Linked DNA regions of Homo sapiens: region 2 is linked to region 1. Evidence: chromatin loops called from intact Hi-C (ENCODE). Cell type or tissue: B cell. All regions are shown on one strand.

Region 1 (2,500 bases):
GTTGTAGAACACACCAGTGCCTAATACCTCATTCGGTCAATTACTTGCTACATTTCTGAGCTTCAGCTTCTTCATCTGTGGTGCAGGGGTAATCATATCTACCTCAGTCTACTGGAATGTCAGCTCTACAAGGGCAGGGACTTTGGCCTCTTTTGTTTATTACTGTGTCTCCATCACTTAGAACATGGTAAGCACTATGGATGTTACCTTATATAGGAAGTACTTACCTGGCCCATGGTAAGTACTCAATAAATATTAATAGTTGTGGAATTTGTTTTGTAAATGAAGGTAGCTATTCATCTCCCAATCACCATTTTTTTTCCTAATTTTAATGAAGATCCACAGTAGAGTCAAGGAGATATTGGACCAGGTCCACTGGTTTACTCTTTGCTTCTCAATCCTGACCAATTTCACCTTTTTGTCTTTCAAGTATGTATTTCAAAGGTACATAGTGTCCTCGTGTATTTAGTAAAAATGGCTCCATTACACAAGACACAGGCAAAAGGCAATGGACAGACCATGCTCATGATGCTTCCCCGTGTATATCCATGTGGTCTGCCATGCTGCAATGTCCTTCCCCGTTGAGAAATTTGCAAGGATCTGAAGACTCAGGTCTGTATATAGAAAGGGTATCATCAAATATGCTTACTTTTTCTGTTTTTCAATGTTTGGAGTCTCTGTTTTTATAAGTGTACAGTTATTCTGAAAACAACCTTTTCCCAAATTGTCAGAGAAAAAACTGTGACTATGCTAGAGTAGTTCATCCATCAAGCTACATCCTTTAAGTACTTTCTCATCTAAAGGATTGACAGATTGCACATTTCACTGGAAAGCTGTCACACAAATATTTCCCTGGAGAGTTGGTAGCTCCAGAGCTTGAGAGTCGGATCTCAGAACGGCAAATACCTCATTGAGAACTAGCTCTAACACCAAATGCAGTTCTCCCGACTGGCCACTTGGTGGCAGTGCCAACTAAGTGCCAGCTCAAGCCATTAGATTGCACACAGGCATGTGATTCCTAACTTCTATTTATTCATTCAAATTTTAGGACCTACAAGTGGTTTTTGGTCAATCACATGGGCTAAGGCAAACTTTGCTTACTGACAAAGAGACTACATGACAATTTTAAAATACATTTCTTACCCTAATTTATGACATTATGTTAGGCCCCCAGTTAGGATACACCTGAAAAGGTGAATAATGGCAATTTCCTCAGTGTCTTTTAATAATCTCTATCTTGACATTATACATAGGTCAAACATAATCCAGGTCCTATCCCAGAACTGGTTATTACCCTGAACTTCTCCACCTCATAAATCTTAAACTCTGTTCTCTGACCACAAACATCTATCTCTCCCTCTTTGCTGTTACAGCAAAGGTGTGCTTTCTCAGAGATCACAGTCTCTTGAGCCCTTCTCTTTTTTCCTGTTTTCCATGTTCCATAGTCCATCCTGCAACCCTTCTGTGTTAGGGTTCTCCTGAGAAACAGAATGAATAGAATGTAGATGGTAGATACATAGATTAGATTAGAGCTAGATAGATATAGAGATAGATAAAGACTTATCATAGAAATTGGCTCATATAATGATTGTGGAGACTGAAAAGCCCCACGGTCTGGCATCTGCAAGCTGGGAACCAGGAGAACTGGTGGTGTAACTCCTGGTCTAATTCCTTAAGTCCGGAGAACCAGGAGCTCCAATGTCCAGGGGCAGGAGAAGACAGATGCCCCAGCTCAAACGGGGACAGTGAATTCACCATTAGTCCACCTATTTGTTCTGTGCAAGCCCTCAATGAATGGGATAATGTCCACCTGCATTGGTGAGGGCATGGGCTCACTGCTGCACCTCTTTTGCTGTGAAGTGAGTTTCTGGATCAGAAACAATGCTGTGTGGAAAACCATGATGGTGGATAAGGCATTCTGTGAATCCACAGATGACAGTTTTGGCAGAGAAGCATTGCAGGTGAGAAAAGCAAGTTTGTATCCAAAGTAAGTTTCTATTTTAGTATGGACAAAACACTGCCCCTTCCATGATGGAACTGGTTCAGTGAAATCAACTTGCCTCCAGGTAGCTGGATGATAACCATGGGGAATGGTGTCATATTGGTGTTCAGTGTTGGTTTCTGCTGCTGGCAGATTGGGCACTCAACTGTGGCCATATCCAAGTTGACTTTGGTGAGTAGAAGTCCATGTTGCCGAGCTCATGCATAACCACCATCTCTGCCATCATGGCTACTTTGTTAATGAGCCCATTGGCCAATGACAGAAGTGGCAGGAAAGAAAGAGACTGACTGGTATCCACAGGACAGGTCATTCTATCTACTTGATTATTAAAATTCTCCTTTGCAGAGGTTACTCTTTGGCAGGCTTTCACATGGGACACAAATACCTTCATTTTTTTGTTTGTTTGTTTTTGTTTTACTCATTCAGAGATGTTTCCTCTCTGTGTGTTGGCTCATTCTTTCCCAGGCTCCTTTGACAACCCTTTAAGTGTTGCTGGAA
Region 2 (2,500 bases), 530 kb before region 1:
TCTTTTCCATATGCTGTAAAAATCATACTTTTTAATGCAAAAAACATGTCAACCATCCATCTAGCAGTATAATAGGCTATCTTCTGGTTATTCAAAAGTAATCTGAATAAGATATTCTGTACTACATTTAATAATACATTTTACTATACATACAACATTCTAAAGTCTTTCTCCTTTACAATTTTGTAGCAGATTTACGACTATCAACTACTTTAGTCTCCAAGAAATAATGAACTATTCTTAAGAGGTAAAACAAAACAACCACTATTCGTACCACACCTCAACCACTCCCATTAAAACTTATAAAACCTCATGTCTAACCAATAAGTACCCAGAAGAATGGAAAAGGAGATTATGCTATCAGGACTACGGATGCCAGGATCACGGCTATGAAAATAACAGTCGTAAAAGGCAAGTGTAAGGAATTAACATAGGTAATTAAGAACTCAAGAACATGGTTATATTTTTAAAAGTTAAAATTATTCTGCTCAGGAAATATTTATAAATTAAAAAAATGCCAATGACTTAGTTTAAAATAACCTGAGGTTGGGAGAAAATGGATTAAACATAAACCATGAACGCAGTTTAAGTTGGGTGACAGATATAAAGGGCTGCATTATGCTATTCTCTCTACTTTAATAAAAATTTGAAACTTTCCATCATAAACCATGGGAGGAAAAAGTATATTAACAAACCTATTCACCCCTCTTTCAAACTTCTTTTTTGAGCCTCTATCTTCAAGTTTCATACAAACAATATTCAAAATCATTTAAAATATTAGAGCACTGAATGACAGAAAACATGTGAATATATCAGTAAACATTAATTAAAATTGTATTTAGAAATACTATAATAATAAAGATATTTCTTCTAGAAAAACTAAAAGGGATTGGAAATAGTACAAAACTGGAAAGAGGGGGAAGAAAAACGGGGCTGTTATTCTAAACATCCACGAGATGGCACTATCTCAACACAAAAGAACAAGGCATATTTGAGCAGCTACGTTTTTTAAAAATCTTGAACCCTTAATTACAATAAAGTGCACAGTAACAATGTGTGTATGTTTGCAAATTATAGACCTGTAGTACATACATTATAAAACCACAAAAACAAAAGTTAGAAAAAAATACAAATAATATTTTTAAATGTCTTCTAAAAATCACTTCATGCTAACATTAGTTAGTATCTCAATGCAGAATATACATTTAGGGCAAGGTATATAAACCCTATATAGTATTGATAATGATAAATAACCAACTTTGATTAGGTAATCATCATTTGGGGCTCATATTTTTATGGATGAATAGCAAACACTAGGAGTAGGCAAAGTGCACTTACACTTGACTTACCAGCACTCTCTTCAATAAACGGTTTATTTGCAGGAGTCTTTGGAGCACTTAAACATTTTGTCTAGTTACATCTAAAAAATATCCATAAATCCATTGATCCAAACACATGTCAAATGATACAATATGATACATATGAACTTCCAAGTGTGGTTGCTACTTTCAACAACCTTTCAAGTTTCCCTTAGAAGACCTCACATAAAGGTATCGGTGTCAATCTGTATACTTGGTATAGCTTTATTCTTATAAATTCACATGAATACATTCTAGCATTTTCTATGTTCCACTAAAGTATTTTTCAGACACTGCAGCAACTACGTCCTCCTTTTAAAGCCACTACTTTGGTGGATTAGTTCACATAATGTTCAGTTCTTTTTCCAACTAAAATAAAATTTTAATATTTTCTTAAAGAAAAAAGTTTTAACAAAGAGTCAACATACCTTTGACTTTTTTTCTAGTTTCATCATCAGCAGTTTTAGTAGTTGGGTTGTTAAATGCTTTTAGAATGCTAGCTTGTATTCGCTGTAAAACAAAGTTAATAGATTCTGGTCTAATAATAGTTAACTCAGGCCTCATCCTCCTAATAAAAGTACTTTCAAACAGCAAGGTACACTGTGGATTTCAGTTCCCTAGTTTGAAAATAAAATGACCAAATTTTTTAAAAAATGTAATTTCTTCCAGGTCTCAAATTCCATGAATAGATTGCTCTAATGTCAAATTTTCCCAAGTAAGAGTCAGAATTTTTACATTTAGGTTCTCTCTTGGATTTAATGTATTTTTATCAGTGTACAAAAAGCAAGCAGCCTAGTCCTGTTGCTTAGCATAAATTAATTTGCCCTCTTTCTTCCTTCTCCCTCTCTCTAAAATGACACTTCTTAATTAGGACCAAAAAAGAAAATAGACCATATGAAATTTATTGTCTATGAAGACCTTTCTATATTAAGAAGCTATCAAGCTGGTTACTATAATCTCTATGCTATGTGGACTACCTCATTTATATACACATATAACTAAAGTCCAAATTTATCAATTAATGTCCATAGCAAGAAGAATCCCCCAAATTTTAATTATGGTTTTACTTGAACTTAGTTGTCAATAATGATTATGTTTTCAGCAGCTCTCAGTAAATGACAAGGTTTATATTAACTATTTCT

Evidence for each region. A loop is a pair of places that touch in the nucleus more often than their neighbours do. Peaks named below come from ENCODE experiments on the same cell type or tissue, not always from the same donor. Only the 100,000 strongest peaks of a DNase experiment are listed, where the experiment ranks them.
Region 2: it touches region 1 in a loop (10-fold over the local background); 3 of 110 quality-filtered maps call a loop at or near these places.

What each region holds. Positions count from the first base shown.
Region 1 is chr6:100,001,148-100,003,647 of GRCh38, forward strand. The region is part of intron 2 of MCHR2-AS1 (MCHR2 antisense RNA 1); the gene reads left to right. Among named protein-coding and RNA genes, the nearest start is that of MCHR2, 8.2 kb to the left of the region's middle. In B cell, CTCF peaks have their summits at 963 (motif pointing right) and 1,172; a DNase peak (open chromatin) is centred at 954; H3K27me3 peaks cover 537 bases.
Region 2 is chr6:99,466,751-99,469,250 of GRCh38, forward strand. USP45 (ubiquitin specific peptidase 45) reads right to left here. Exons shown (of 18, transcript NM_001346022.3): 10 at 1,787-1,868; 11 at 1-13. Among named protein-coding and RNA genes, the nearest start is that of PNISR, 43 kb to the left of the region's middle. In B cell, CTCF peaks have their summits at 944 (motif pointing right) and 1,146; a DNase peak (open chromatin) is centred at 971.